Linked DNA regions of Homo sapiens: region 1 is linked to region 2. A link is an interaction called in ENCODE POLR2A ChIA-PET data of the cell type or tissue named here. Cell type or tissue: GM12878. All regions are shown on one strand. Links, peaks and the distances in the headings refer to the core of each region. The heading gives the core; the rest is flanking DNA.

Region 1 (8,229 bases), core at 2,312-6,311, 69 kb after region 2:
AGTGTGATGTGGTGCTGAGAAAAATCTATATTCTGTTGATTTTGGGTGGAGAGTTCTGTAGATGTCTGTTAGGTCTGCTTGGTTCAGAACTGAGTTCAAGTCCTGGATATCCTTGTTAATTTTCTGTCTTGTTGATTTGTCTAATATTGACAGTGGGGTGTTAAAGTCTCCCATTATTATTGTGTGAGAGTCTAAGTCTCTTTGTAGGTCTCTAAGGACTTGCTTTATGAATCTGGGTGCTCCTGTATTGGGTGCATATATATTTAGGATAGTTAGCTCTTCTTGTTGAATTGAGCTCTTTACCATTATGTAATGCCCTTCTTTGTCTCTTTTGATCTTTGTTGGTTTAAAGTCTGTTTTATCAGAGACCAGGATTGCAACCCCTGCTTTTTTTTTGCTTTCCATTTGCTTGATAGATCTTCCTCCTTCCCTTTATTTTGAGCCTGTGTGTGTCTCTGCACGTGAGATGGGTCTCCTGAATATAGCACACTGATGGGTCTTGACTCTATCCAATTTGCCAGTCCGTGTCTTTTAATTGGGACATTTAGCCCATTTACATTTAAGGTTAATATTGTTATGTGTGAATTTGATCCTGTCATTATGATGCTAGCTAGTTTTTTCACCCATTAATTGATGCAGTTTCTTCCTAGCATTGATGGTCTTTACAATTTGGCATGTTTTTGCAGTGGCTGGTACCAGTTGTGTCTTTCCATGTTTAGTACTTCCTTCAGGAGCTCTTGTAAGGCAGGCCTGGTGGTGACAAAATCTCTCAGCATTTGCTTGTCTGTAAAGGACTTTATTTCTCCTTCACTTATGAAGCTTAGTTTGGCTGGATATGAAATTCTGGGTTGGAAATTCTTTCCTTTAAGAATGTTGAATATTGGCCCCCACTCTCTTCTGGCTTGTAGGGTTTCTGTCGAGAGATCCACTGTTAGTCTGATGGGCTTCCCTTTGTAGGTAACCCAACCTTTCTCTCTGACTGCCCTTAACATTTTTTCCTTCATTTCAACCTTGATGAATCTCACAGTTATGTGTCTTGGGGTTGCTCTTCTCAAGGAGTATCTTTGTGGCGTTCTCTGTATTTCCTGAATTTGAATGTTGACCTGCCTTGCTAGGTTGGGGAAGTTCTCCTGGATAATATCCTGAAGAGTGTTTTCCAATTTGGTCCCATTCTCCCCGTCACTTTCAGTTACACCAATCAAATGTAGATTTGGTCTTTTCACATAATCCCATATTTCTTGGAGGCTTTGTTCGTTTCTTTTCATTCTTTTTTCTATAATCTTGTCTTCTCACTTTATTTCATTAATTTGATCTTCAATCACTGATCCCCTTTCTTCCACTTGATTGAATCGGCTGTTGAAGCTTGTGTATGCTTCACGAAGTTCTTGTACTGTGGTTTTCAGCACCAAAAGATCATTTAAACTCTTCTCTACACTGGCTATTCTAGTTAGTCATTCATCTAATCTTTTTTTCAAGGTTTTTAGCATCCTTGCAATGGGTTAGAACATGCTTCTTTAGCTCAGAGAAGTTTGTTATTACCCACCTTCTGAAGCCTACTTCTGTCAACTCATCAAATTCATTCTCCATCCAGTTTTGTTCCCTTGCTGGTGAGGAGTTGTGTTCCTTTGGAGGAGAAGAGGTGTTCTGGTTTTTGGAATTTTCAGCCTTTCCACTCTGGTTTCTCCCCATTTTTGAGGTTTTATCTACCTTTGGTCTTAGGTGTTGGTGACCTACGGATGGGGTTTTGATGTGGACTTCCTTTTTGTTGATGTTGATGCTATTTCTTTCTGTTTGTTAGTTTTCCTTGTAACAGACAGGACCCTCAGCTGCACGTCTGTTGGAGTTTGCTGCAGGTGCACTCCAGACCCTGTTTGCCTGGGTATCACCAGCGGAGGCTGCAGAACAGCAAGTATTGCTGCCTGATCCTTCCTCTGGAAGCTTTGCCCCAGAGGGGCACCCACTGATATGAGGTGTCTGTCAGCCCCTACTGGGAGGTGAGGCTCCAGTCAGGCTACATGAGGGTCAGGGACCCACTTGAGGAAGTGGTCTGTCCGTTATCAGAGATCGAATGCCGTGCTGGGAGAACCACTGCTCTCTTCAGAGCTGTCAGGCAAGGACACTTAAATCTGCAGAAGTTGTCTGCTGCCTTTTGTTCAGATATGCCCTGCCCCCAGAGGTGGAATCTAGAGAGGCAGCAGGCCTTGCTGAGCTGCAGTGGGCTCCGCCCAGTTCGAGCTTCCCTGCTGCTTTGTTTACACTGTGAGCATAGAACCACCTACTCAAGCCTCAGCAATGGTGGATGCCCCTCCCCTTGCCAAGCTCCAGCATCCCAGGACAATCTCAGACTGCTGTGCTAGCAGCAAGCAAGGCTCCATGGGTGTGGGACCCACCGAGCCAGGCATGGGAGGGAATCTCCTGGTCTGCTGGTTGCGAAGACTGTGGGAAAAGCACAGTATTTGGGTAGAAGTGTATCATTCCTCCAGGTACGGTTACTCATGGCTTCCCTTGGCTAGGAAAGGGAAATCCCCCGACCCCTTGTGTTTCCCAGGTGAGGTGACACCCAGCCCTGCTTCAGCTCACCCTCCATGGGCTGCACCCACTGTCCAACCAGTCCCAATGAGATGAACCAGGTACTTCAGTTGGGAATGCAGAAATCACCTGTCTTCTGCATTGATTTCACTGGGAGTTGTAGACTGGAGCTGTTCCTATTTGGCTATCTTGGAAGCAATGATAATAATTTTTACTGTGACATAATTACAAACAAAATGTTTTAGTCAAAAATATTTTTTTCTTTTAGTGGCTCAATTGGTAAGTTGTTTTCTATCACAATCTTTAGTAGCACAATGTAGCTACTTGGTGAACACAGAGAAATGTAAAGAAACCATTCTATTTATCTTTGTCATACTCTTGTTTGGTTTGCTTGTTGATGTTTGTTAAACATATATTCCTTAATTCAAAAATACTGTGGTATTGAAAGCTATGTGTTTATGCCTTAATCTAAGTAGAATTCTACCTTGTTAGCTGTATTTTTTTAAAAAGTAAAAGGACATGTAAAATTACTGTGTCTTAAAACTGAAAACTCTAAGTCTTCAATCCTAATGCCCCCCTTCAGGAGTCAGATTTCTTTCCACTTAACTTCTTTAAGACTTTCCAGTGTCTCCAGCTTGACCCCATGACTGTGGCCATGCTTAGTATTTCTGCTATGTAGCATCAGCTCTCATGACAATCTCATAAATGACTACTTTTTATAGTTTTATTGAGATATATTTCACATACCATAACATTCACACATGAAAGTGTACAGTTCATTGGTTTTTAGTATATTTGGAATTGTGCAGCTGTCATCACAATCTAATTTTGGAACATTTCAGCATCACAAAAAGAAATCCTTACACATTAGCTGCCATTCTCCACTCCTGCTTGTCCCCTCCCAGACCCCAGGCAATTATTATTCTGGTTTCTGTCTCTGTGGGTTCATCTAATCTGGACATTTCATATAAATGGAATCACGCAATATGTGGTTGTTTGTGACTGGCTTCTTTTACTTAGCAAAATGTTTTCAAGGTTCACCCATGTTGAAGTATTGTGGACAACTGAGTATTTATTTTAATTATTGAATACTATTCTGTCACATGCAAATGCCACATTTTGTTTATCCTTTCATCAGCTGATGAACATTTAGGATCTTCCCAAGTTGAGTCTGTTATGAATAATGCTGCCGTGAACATTCATGTACAATTTTTGTGTGAATATATGTTTTCAATTCTCTTGGGTATTTATGTAGGAGTGTAATTGCTGGGGCACATGCTAAACTCCATGAGAAATGGACAAACTATTTTCTAAAGTGGCAACTCAATTAGCTGAGCATGGTGGCATGCACCTGTAGTCCCAGCTACTTGAGAGGCTGAGGCAGGAGAATCTAGTGAGTCCAGGAGTTCAAGGCTGCAATGAGCTATGATCATGCCACTGCACTCCAGCCCAGGTGATAGACCAAGACCCTGTCTTTAAAAAATAAACAATAAAATAAAAGTAGCAGCTCTGTTTTACATTCCCACTAACAATGTATGAGGGTTCCAATTTATCCACATCCTCATCCACACTTACTACTGTCTGTCTTTTTAATTGTAGCCACCCTGGGTGTGAAGGGACATCTCATGATGGTTTTGGCTTGCATTTCCCTCATGACTGATGATACTGAGCATCTTTTCATGTGCTTATTGACAAAAGCCCACTTTTGATGTCTGCACACGGTGTGAGCCAAAAGTCTAATTGTCTTCAGATGTAGTTTTGAGTATTTTCTTCCCTTTTGTGAGACGGTTTGGTAGAGAAAAAGGAGGTTGTGCTGATGAACATTTTAAGTCAGCTATGAAGTGAGTGCATCATCTTTGCTTTCTGTTTTATGAAAGAGTATTGGTGACTTTCTGGGATGGATAGGGGAAACTAATTCTTGCATAAAGGTTTCTAATCGTAGAGGAGTAAACTCTAAGGCATGTGAAGTTTGCTTGGTTTTGATGCTCCTAGGTCACCATTATATGCTTTTCTCCACCCTATGGAGAGGCTGTTTTTCTAGTTCCTCTAATGCCATACTTTCTATAGAGTCCTCTTTCAAGCTGGTTCTTTGGACAGGAAGTGAAACATATAAACATTAAGGAGTATGTGGTGGAAAAAGAAATCTCATTGTATTTCTTTCCCAAGCTTTCTTCCAAGGAATAAAGGAAAAATAGACTAACGTTCTTAGTGAGAAATTAAAGCAACATCAAAGGATGAAGATTTTCTTTGAGTAACCTCTGTATCATTTGAGGCCCTTCCAGGTGCATATGATTGGAAACCAAAGCCAGGGTAGCTTAACATGGGTAACATATTAGCTCCCACAGGCTGAGAGGGCTCCAACGGTATCATCAAGATCTGTGTCTCAGAATGGGTTGGCTTCCATATCATTATTCTTGGGATACTTCCTGGAAACTTCCAGCTCACACTATCACAACATTCAGCTTAAGAAAAAAGAGAGATTACTTATCTGATACTCCAAAGTCTTGGAACTGAGTCTCCTTGGCCCCAAATGGCCTGACCAGAGGCACATGTTTATCTCTGAATCAGTGACTGTGGCCAGAATGGTGGAACTGCCATTGGCCTCGTCTAGTCCACATGGTCCCCAGTAGATCCTGTGGTGGAGTGGCTTCACTGCAATCATGTGGGCCGAGGCTGGCAAAGTGTGGTTAGGAAGGGAGATGGAGTCTGTGTGGCAAGATGAGGAATGATCACTTTCTACTCAAAACCACAGACCACAGACAGGTTTCTTCTCTCCAAGGGTAGTTCTGGGAAGGACATTAAGCAATCATCTAGGGCAGTAGTTCTCAAACTTTAGCATGTGTATAATTTGCTAGGGCTTATTTGTCCCACACTGTGTTTTAGAAGCAGATATTTGTCGACTTGCATGGGTTTAAAGATGGAGATGAATTTTGTCTCAGGATGAATCACTCCCCCACTGAGTTTCAGCAATACCTGGTTTAGATGATATTTTGTGTGTGTGTGTGTGACAGAGTCTCACTCTGTAGCCCAGGCTGGAGTGCAGTGGTGTGATCTCAGCTCACTGCAACCTCCACCTCCCAGGCTCAAGTGATTCTCGTGTCTCAGTCTCCTGAGTAGCTGGGATGACAGGCACGCACCACCACACCCAGCTAATTTTTTGTATTTTAGTAGACAACGGGTTTTACCATGTTGTCAAGTGTGGTCTCAAACTCCTGAGCTCAGGCGATCCTCCTGCCTTGGCCTCCCAAAGTGTTGGGATTACAGGCGTGAGCCACCACACCCAGCCTGGATGATATTTGGGTGAGCTTTTGGTCTTAGAGTTGATGGTGGAATGGGTTAAGACTTTTGGAGTTGTTGGGATGAGGTGAATATATTGCACGTGAGAAACACATGAATTTAGGAGGCCGGAGGGTGGACTATGTATGGGTTGAATTGTGTCCCTCTAAAATTCATATGTTGGGCTGGGCGTGGTGGCTCACACCTGTAATCCCAGCACTTTGGGAGGCCAAGGTGGGCGGATCACCCAAAGTCAGGAGTTCAAGACCAGCCTGGGCAACATGGTGAAACCCTGTCTGTACTAAAAATATAAAAATGAGCCGGGCATGGTGGCAGGTGCCTGTAATCCCAGCTACTTGGGAGGCTGAGACAGGAGAATCACTTGAACCTGGGAGGTGTAGGTTTCAGTGAGCCAAGATTGTGCCATTTCACTTTAGCCTGGGCAACAGCAGTAAAACTCCGTCTCAAAAAAAATAATAATAAAATTAATTAATTAATTAATAAAATTCGTATGTTGACGTCCTAACCCCTAATACCTCAGAATGTGACCTTATTGGGAAATGGGGTTGTTGCAGATTTAACTAGTTAAGATGAGTTAATAGGGCAGGTTTCTAATCCAACATGACTGATACCCTCATAAATAGGGGGAGTTTGGACACAGAGACATGCATGCAGGGAACACCCCATGTGAATATTGGAGTTATACTGCCACAAACCAAAAAACCACTTGAAGCCAGGAGAGAGGCTTGGAATAACTCCTTCCCTGGTGCCTTCACAGGGAACGTGGCTCTGCAGTAACAAAGTATCGCAAACTGGGTGGCTTAGACAGCAAACATTTATTGTCTTTCAGTTCCGGAGAGAAGTCTGAGATGAGGGTGCCAGTGGGGCCGTGCCTTGGGACCACAGTATTGAATGTTCTCTCCTTGATTTTTCACTGGGTTTATTGTTACTGCTTTCTTTTTTTTTTTCAAATAGAAGAGACAAAAGTGTCTGAAGATGATGAAATGGAGAAGCTGTACAAATCATTAGAGCAAGCTAGTCTATCTCCTCTTGGGGACCGACGACCTTCGACTAAAAAGGAGTTGAGAAAATCCTTTGTTAAGCGGTGTAAAAATCCATCTATAAACGAGAAACTCCACAAAATCCGAACATTGAATAGCACATTAAAGGTAACAAAATTTCAAATTGTGGATGAACTCTATGGATGTGGGGCAAGGAACGGCTGGTTCTGCAGAGAGATTCTTGCTAATCACAGCATGTTTGTGTGGTTGCAGGGAAGGGCTGTAAAAGTAAATATAACCTTTATAGGGCAAGATGATCTTGACGTTCTTAAAGCACTAGGACATTCACACAGTAGCGCCCAAGGCAGTTTTTCACAATAGGCCTTGATGTTTGCATTCACTCTGATATAAAATTTCAAATTTTAAGCTTCTGGACAGCAAGGACCATGCATAATTTGTTTTTTAACCCTTATACCTAGCACAGTACCTGGTTCAATAAATGTTGATGAGAGACAGAGATCATCAACTGGTGAGAATAAACAGTCGTATAAATAAGATCTCGAATTTTCATCTGATTCATACAAGGGTACCAGTCTTCAGGACTGCATCCAGAAGGAAATGTCTTGATTTCAGCTGCAGCAAAGATGTAGTGATTGTCAGCTGTGGGCACTGCAGCCAAGGAGCACCATGAGAGCCCGACAGTGGGAAGTACACACTCTGTGGTAATAGACCAGCAGATGTTTTCACAATGGGAATAAGGGAAAGTGTACAGGAAGTACTGAAGCTATTTTCAGGCCCTCCCTGAGCTGAAATGGTTCTTCATAACAAAAGTGTCCTGCTTTCACATTTAGATTATAACATGAACAGGTGGAGGCCAGGATACTTTGTAAAATGCTCCTGATTTAGCAGACGATTTATCTGAAAAGCTTTGATAGATTCTGTAAGTGAATTTTGTTTTGTCTGTGGCCTTTGGCATTAAGAACTTAAGTCATTTTCCAGGAAGAAATGTCAGCAATTGAAAGGACAAGGCTACAAAGGCAGGCTGAGTGGCTCTTAGGCGTCCCAGTTAGTCAGTAGAACATCTGAACACCCTAAAAGGCTACAAAAATGAGGCCAGAATGGAAAAAGAAAGTAAATTTTAATTATACAAAGATAATACAAATGCAGAGAAATTCACTCTTATTTAATATTAAAATTTTTATCGATAATAAAAGATATCACTGGCCGCCATTTCACAGTATGTACGAAGCTGATGAATATATTTGATTATTCAATGTAATATGTCATAGCGTGTTGGGATTTTACTGTCTTCTTTGTCTGTGATAGCTGATATGAGTGAGTAAAGTTTTCATTGAGCAAGTATTTCCTGACTCTTACTATGTACCAGCCACTATTCTAGGTGACTGGGACCATTGAATGGACT
Region 2 (8,229 bases), core at 2,720-6,719:
TATTCCTCTTCTCTGTGCGGACACCAACTGTGAAATAAGACCCAAGCATGTCCTGTCAAGCCAAGAAGCTTTATTTACTTCCTGCCACTTAAAAGAATTCAGATTCAACAAAGTCGCTCTCAAAGCACCTAAGCCTAAGCACCTAAGAGCAGAATTCTAATTCTACCTTGGGTTACAACCAGCCCCGTCCCTACACTTCCTCAGTAGCCTAATGCTGAGAGGTAGCAGAGTCCATAGCATCTTAGGAAGAGCCACCTGTTACTTAGTGTCTACTCTAGGCCAAGGTAGGTGATTCAAGGTACCTTGCATATATGCTCTCATTTACTCCTCAAAATCACCCTGAGAGGTAGTAGTTGTCTCCACATTTTGAAAGTGGGATAGACTGAAATGCAGAGAGATTGCGTCAATTGTCCCAAGTCACATGGGAGTAAATGGAAAAAAACAGATTCACATTCAGGTCCCTTGGACTCCTAAACCCATGACTTACAGCATGCCAATCCGACTCCCTCTCGGGCCAGGATACATGACACAATTAAGACCACCCTGTTTTCTGCCTTCAACGGGTTCTGAGAGAACAGCTCTGGAAATGAAATTTAGGGCAACTCTCCTTTGAAATTACATGTGATCTCATTGTCATTGAATCCCTTTGCTTTTCTCTCTCCGTCATTGCCTGACACTGCCTGGGAAGACCAGCCTCACCTCTCTTCTGTTTTATGCTATTGCTACCCAGTTACCCAATGCATAGTCTACCTTTTTCTTTCACCACACGTTGCTACTTCAAACTATACTACCTAGAATTCATTGAGAAAGGTCAAGTCCAGAGGCTCATCTGCCATTTTTCACGCCACAGAGTATGTGCTTAGTGTGACGCGGCACACAAGTCCTACAAAACCATATGCAAGTTTAACAGCCGTAGAAATCCAAGCTGGTAAAATCTTGGATTTAAAATCCACAGTTTTGTTTTCCCTTGCCCTTACAAGAAGGTACACGTTCACTTCCTGGTTTGTGGGAATCACCTTAACTGGTAACCTTTCTTATTTCCTCACACTTGTCAGCCCTACCCAGTTAAAGATGGCACTTCTTTCAATTCCTGTTAGCACGTGGGCTGGCTCTCTCTAAGCCTTCGCATATGCTGTTTCTCTGCTCAGAAAACTCTGTCTCCATGCCCTGAAGTCTTTCTCCTATCCAATTCCATCAAACTTATCCCTCCTTATAGGTCAAATTTTAGCTTAAATAGCCTTCTTCTAGAGGCACGTACCTTCTCCTTTGACCTAAATTTGGCTTCCTCTCTCTGCTGCCTGAGTGGCCTATACTTTTCTTTTCTTTTCTTTGAGACGGAGTCTTGCTCTATGGCCCAGGCTGGAGTACAATGGTGTTATCTCGGCTCACTGCAACCTCTGCCTCCCAGGATCAAGCGATTCTCATGCCTCAGCCTCCTTGAGTAGCTGGGATTACAGGTGTGCGCCACCATGCCCCGCTAATTTTTGTATTTTTAGTAGAGACAAGGTTTCACCACCTTGGCCAGGCTAGTCTCGAACTCCTGACCTCAAGTGATCCACCTGCCTTGGCCTCCCAAAGTGCTGGGATTACAGATGTGAGCCACCGCACTTGGCCTATACTTTTCTTACTATCATGCTTGTCCTCTTTTTTGAGTACTTGCTTGTCAGACTTGCTGTTTTCCATAATTGATCATTTCTGTAGGAGAAGATCATGGGTATATCTTCAGCAACTTACTCTGTGTCTGACAGTTAATAGGCTCTCAATTAATAGTTCTTAATTTCATATATAAATAAGAATTAAGAATCTTCGGCATTTACGTTGCCCATGGGAATTTCAAGAAATGGAGTCATGTGTAAGGACTGATTTTGACAGAAAATAGTTTTCCAGGAAAGGATTTCCACCTCTATTCTTAAAAACAGATATGGGAAAAGGAGCAATCTGAATTTGCTAGAAAGGCCCCAAGGTTCCGATTAGGTCCTGCACAGCTGCTCTCATTTTGCTAACACATTATTAGGATCTTTGAGAAGTAGAGGTGGGAGATGCGCATTCTGGGGACTAATGGGAACAAAGGAATGAAAATATAAACGAGCTGTGCCAACCCACTGTGTTAGCGATTATATTGAATTCTCATAATAGCCGAGCAAGATAGATTTTATTATTCCCATTTTTCAAGGGAGTTTACTGAAGCTCAGGGAATTTAAGTAACTTGCTCAAAGTCTCATAAGGAGTAAATAGCAGAACTGGGATTTAAAACAAAGGTTTCCCAACGACAAAGCCAGGCTCTTTTCCCCAGGCTGCATAGCTTCTCCATTTAGAGGTGACTTAGGGCCAGTGAATGGGGGACTGAGACATGTAGTGATAGTGTAGGAATGTGGGTTTGATCCAGCAGGCAGTAGGGAGCCACTGCCTATTCTTGAGCCGGAAGGTGAGCTCGTGAAATTGGCATGCGAAAAATATGAACCTAGCAGCAATAGATTGGATGTTTTGGAGAGTGAGGGAGCTGCCAGAAGGCCAGTTAGGAGATGGTGAGAAAATGCAGGCGTTCAGACATGAGCTCCTGGACTAGAGTGCCAACAGTGAGAATGTAGGGCGCACTACGCAAATAAAAAGGGGTGAGGTATGAAGAACGCTTGGATATAAGACACAAAAAATTTGAGGCTAAAATAAGCATGATTCCAAGTTTTAGAGCCTGGGGAGACTGGGAAAATAATATGAAAATTGAGGGACAAAGAGTTTGTGAGTAAGAAGGGTGGAATTTCATTTAGATTCACCGTCGCTTACTTTTTTGGTGTATTTTAGTTTTGTACATTGTTTCTTTGTATAAAATTATTAGATACTTGTGTTTTTTAGTTTTCATTTATTGACACCATGTGTGCCATTGCATCACCAGTTCAAGGAAGCTTGAGGCCCCTGAGCCTTGACTAGAAAAAATGAATCATCCAACTATCTGTTTCTCTCTCTCTCTTTTTTTTTTTTTTTTTTTTGAGATGGAGTCTCACTTTGTTGCTAGGCTGAAGTGCAGTGGCGCGATCTCGGCTCACTGCAACCTCCGCCTCCCGGGTTCAAGCGATTCTCCTGCCTCAGCCTCCTGAGTAGCTGGGATTACAGGCGTGCACCACCACGCCCAGCTAAGTTTTGTATTTTTAGTAGAGACGGGGTTTCACCATGTTGGCCAGGATGGTCTCGATCTCTTGACCTCATGATTTGCCCGCCTCAGTCTCCCAAAGTGCTGGGATTACAGGCATGAGCCACCGCACCTGGCCCCAACTATCTATTTCATAAAAACTTTAGACAAACTGAAGAGGTTTGTAGGTTAATATCTGGTTTTGTATATATTACAGAGACTTTAATGTTCTTTGAGGCCCCAATATGTCTGTACAATTGTGATTGTGTTTCTCCTTTGCTTTCTGAATTGTGAAAGTTTTGCATGTTTGGGGATTGAAGTAACTGTCTGCATGAGATGTGTTCCATCTCTAGCTGCATGCACACTTCATGTGAATTTCAGAGGCTCTTATCTTTGGAAGGCATATTTCTTGAAATCAGTTTTATGAGAATCTCTATAGTGAAGATCTAATCACTTTTTACATTGGGCAGAATTACCCATGTAGAAAATGTTACTTGAAAGTCAAAATTTTCTCTTTTCATGAGACAGCTATTCTGCAAGTTTCAGTAAATATAGAGTACCTTTTTTTTTTTCAGCTCAAGAAAAATAAAGAACAGATTAATTTTCCCTGGGAAAGTGACATTAAGTCTTCTGAACCTTTCATCAGTAGGCATAGATTAGCATACATTTTGGAAAATGTCTGAGTGAGTTTACAATAGATTCAAAAAAATTTTATAGGAATTTATGAATACATTAGTCATAGCTTATTATATTCTTTCTCCCCCAGCTACAACATAAGCAGCAGAGGACGTATTCTTTACTTGTCTGATTTAAACTGTGTTTCTGTATCCTAGAAGTTGGCAGGTACAGAGCATGTACCAGTATTTTTTGAAGGAATTGCTTAATTATTACATTACTTAATTATCAATTAGTTGTATGAATTAACTAATTAAATTGAGCATTATTATTGAACACTGATGTGTTCCCAGACTTCTACCAAAATGAGAATTATGGGCTTTTAATTTATTTGAACTCTATATTTATTGTCTTAGCCAAGAACCAGCCTCTGAGCGTATCCCAAACAAAATTCCAATGTTTTGAAATGTTTCTTCAAGGTTGGGTGCTGTGGCTCACGCCTGTAGTCCCAGCACTTTGGGTGGCTGAGGTGGGCAGATCACTGAAGGTCAGGAGTTCAAGATCAGCCTGGCCAACATGGTGAAACCCCCCTCTACTAAAAATATAAAAATTAGCCAAGCGTGGTGGATATGCCTGTAGTCCCACCTACTTGGGAGACTGAGGCAAGAGAATTGCTTGAACATGGGAGGCGGAGGTTGCAGTTAGCCGAGATCACATCACTGCACTCCAGCCTGGGTGACAGAGCGAGACTGCGTCTCAAAAAAAAAAGTTTCTTCAGTGAAGACAATTCAAACTAACCATGTGAAATTGATGAACTTTTGGCCAACATATGGGTTCCTAGAATTTGCATTAGAAAGGAGAATGAGAAGGTGGAATGTTGACATGTCTGGACAGGGCAAAACGTGACATTTCAGCAGCTGTAGGTGACCGGTTTACCGCAAGACAATGACTCATGGATCAAAGGGGTAAAAATGCTTGCTTAGTTAACATTTGGAAACCTAAATGTTAGAATGATTGAGGACTTTCTTGAATTCTGTTACTTCTGACATTCTAATTTCACATGTGTGGAAATGAATTTTTAAATGGACATTTAGTTTATTTATTGTCTATAATGTATTATTGTGTTCTAACAATTATTTTCCTTTGCAGATCCTTGAATGTATTTCTAAAATAATGGTTCCCCTGTCATAGCTTTATGGCCACATTATCTGTAGTTGGGATGGGCAGTTCTCAATAACTTCTTGTTGTAATGTGGGAACAATTGCTCATGTTGCCAATATTATTTTCCTTTAAATTCTTTCCAAACTTTTCAAAATTAACTGTGGAACACCGAGAGCCAGGAAATGTTGGTTTCTTTTGTCTTGTTCTCAGAAGGCAGTGATATGCTTGGGCATTGCCAGAGTGAATGCCATGGCTGAGGTATTTTAGAGGACAGTCTTCTTAGCTCACAGCAGTGAAATGCCCACTCAGGGGATACAGCTTCCTTCTTTTCTCTGGTGGACAGTGCATAGTACTTTTGTCGGTGTTTCCACAACTTCTTTTTTTTTTTAAAAAAAACAACAATATAGAATCCAACTTTTTACTTTTTGGAAATTTAAAGTAACTGAAAAATGCTTTAAAAGATTATACAATAGGGCCAGGCATGGTGGCTCACGCCTGTAATCCCAGCACTTTGGGAAGCTGAGATGGGAGGATCACTTGAGGCCAGGAGTTTGAGACCAGTTTGGTCAACATGGTGAGACCCCATCTCTTAAAAAACAGCTAAAAATAAAAATAAAAATTATAAAAAAGGTTATACAGTAGTATGTGCTCATAGGAAAAATTTGAAAATAGAAGTAAGCGAAATAAAAAAAGAAGACAGACATGGAAGCAAACACACAGAGAGAAATAAATGAATTAAGATCATACAGGCTTGGCCGGGTGTAGTGGCTCATGCCTATGATCCCAGCACTTTGGAAGGCCAAGACAGGCAGATCACCTGAGGTCGGGAGTTTGAGACCAGCCTGACCAACATGGAGAAACCCTGTCTGTATTAAAATATATATATATATACAAAATTAGCCCAGTATGGTGGTGCATGCCTGTAATTCCAGCTACTTGGGAGAGTGAGGCAGGAGAATCGCTTGAACCTGGGAGGCAGAGGTTGCAGTGAGCCGAGACAGCGCCATTGCACTCTAGCCTGGGCAACAAGAGTGAAACTCCATCTAAAAAATAAATAAATAAATAAAGGTTCCTACCACCATGGCACGAGTTTAGACATTTTGTTGTATGTGTTTCCAAGCATTTGTTTCTATGTTTTACAAAAATAAAATAATATCATACATGATGCTGTTGTCACTTGATTGTCTCACTAAGTAATACATAGAAACATATTTCCATGTTGATACATGTATATCCACAACATCATTTCTGATGGCTGTAAGAATTATATATGCATATATGATAGTTGATTTGCCAATGCATAGAATCTAAAATCAAAAATGGCTTTTATCCTAAAATCGTTTAAAATCGTTAACAGGAAATAGAGTACATAAGTGCACACACACTAACTTAAAAATAAATTGATATATATTGAATTGATATTTATAGTGCATAAATGTATAAGTATTGACACATATATAGATATGTATGTGTATAAATATTAACATATATATAGATATGCATGTGTATAAACATACATATGTATATGTGTGTGTATATAATTTCATCATTCTTGAAGCAAGCCAGCAGTAAGGTGGATTTCGGCAGCATGGTATAAGGGACAAATGGCACCTGGATTCTAATCCTGTACTTTATTATGAGGTCTTGTAGCTCTAAGTCAGTGATGCAAATGTCTATGCGTCTATTTTCTTGCAAGTAAATGTTGACCAAGAACACTATCTCTATATTATTCAAAGCTACTTTGAGAAGATTGAGTGCAGCTAAAAGCAATATTTAAAAAATCAAAGGAATGTATACAAACAAAAGCAATGTGTTTGCCTAAATATTGAGATTTTAGGATGCAGGAGAATTGTGCTAGGAATTTTCAGATACCAGGAATGGTTTTTCTCAGTGACTATGATCTGTCCTGTGTAAGAAAGTCCAAAAATACACCTACCGACCCCGTGTAAAGGATGATTTTAAGCTACAAGATGGGAATGGACTAGAAGACATTGGGTACTTGTCAATACAGCGTTTTCCACCCTGGAGGAAGAGTTCAGTTAACACATGAGTTAATGGTGAGGGTGTGGGCACATTTCCCAAGCAACAGAATGCCAAGTGGCCCATGGGATGAGCTGAACTTTTCATTAGGTTTGAGGATTTTCCTGAGAAGTCTTTATTTGAAGATTTATCATCTGTCTGGAGCAAGCTCTTTTAAGGGTCAGGTTCCAGCTGCTTCTTCTACAGACAAGCTAATTGATAGACTCATCTGTCACTGTGCTGCTGTGTTTAATCTTCCATAGAGCATGTTTCAAGAAGATTTCAAAAGGAAACCATAGAGAGGAAAGTTTAAACAAATATTGAATATTTCTGTAAGGAGTCAGAATTTAGGGAAACATGTTTGAAACGATGTCTTTAAAAAAGATGCAAGGAAAAGGCACGCTGCAGGGGAAGATAACCCTGGGCTCACAATGTAGAATCTCTACATTCCCTTGAAAGAGAACGCACCCAATTTTAATTCTACCCTGATTCTACCCTGATGCTGAGGCTCCTTGACAATCTAGGCAAACCACCCACCATCTCTGGGCCTCGCCTCTATGTCTGTTCAACAGAAGCATGAATAGATGTCTGTTACCTGTGAAAGAGATGGTGCTCATTAACAGCAGGTCAGCCACTGATATTTTCACACCTTGAATCTTGTAAAACTTACCTTGGAAAATGCATTTTCATTCTTCACTGACAAATAACGATTTCAGAGTAGTAGCTTTAAAATTAAATGTTTTTTAATGAAGTTTACCATCTTAGCCATTTTTAAGGGTACAGTTGAGTGGCATTGCTTAATTTCTTATTACTGTGCAACCGTCAGCATCATCCATCTCCAGAACTCTTTTCGTCTTGCAAAACTGAGACTCTGTACCTATTAAATAATAAGTCTCCATTCCTTCTCCTCCCAGTCCCTGGCAACCACCATTCTCCTCTCTGTCTCTACGAATTTGACTACTGTAGTTCCCTCCTATAAGTGGAATCATACAATATTTATCCTTTTGTGACTGGCCTATTTTACTTAGCATAATGTCTTCAAGGTTCATCCATGTGGTAGCAGGTCTCAGAATTGTCTTCCTTTTTAAGCTGAATCTTATCCCCTTGATGTGTGTACCACATTTTGTTTATTGACTCATATTTGTTGACAGACACTTGGGTCGCTTCTACCTTTTGGCTATTGTGAATAATGCCAATATTCACAATAGAGATGAGACTCTGCTTTCAATTCCCTTGGTTTTATACCTAGAGGTGGAATTGCTGGATCATATGGTAGTTCTATCTTAATTGTTTTTGAGGCGCTACCATGC

What was found. ChIA-PET counts read pairs that join two places held together with the same protein. Peaks named below come from ENCODE experiments on the same cell type or tissue, not always from the same donor. Only the 100,000 strongest peaks of a DNase experiment are listed, where the experiment ranks them.
Region 1: POLR2A ChIA-PET joins it to region 2 with 5 read pairs; 3 of 35 experiments call an interaction of 5 or more read pairs at or near these places.

What each region holds. Positions count from the first base shown.
Region 1 is chr6:154,166,665-154,174,893 of GRCh38, reverse strand. It overlaps IPCEF1 (interaction protein for cytohesin exchange factors 1), which reads left to right. Exons shown (of 12, transcript NM_001130700.2): 11 at 6,781-6,974. It also overlaps a transcript of OPRM1 not described here. Among named protein-coding and RNA genes, the nearest start is that of OPRM1, 130 kb to the right of the region's middle. In GM12878, for the core only: no CTCF peak of the experiment used is centred there; no DNase peak of the experiment used is centred there.
Region 2 is chr6:154,235,990-154,244,218 of GRCh38, reverse strand. All of the region lies in intron 5 of IPCEF1 (interaction protein for cytohesin exchange factors 1), which reads left to right. It also overlaps a transcript of OPRM1 not described here. Among named protein-coding and RNA genes, the nearest start is that of IPCEF1, 120 kb to the left of the region's middle. RefSeq lists a silencer at 4,557-4,757. In GM12878, for the core only: no CTCF peak of the experiment used is centred there; a DNase peak (open chromatin) is centred at 4,616; H3K4me3 peaks cover 686 bases; H3K27ac peaks cover 648 bases.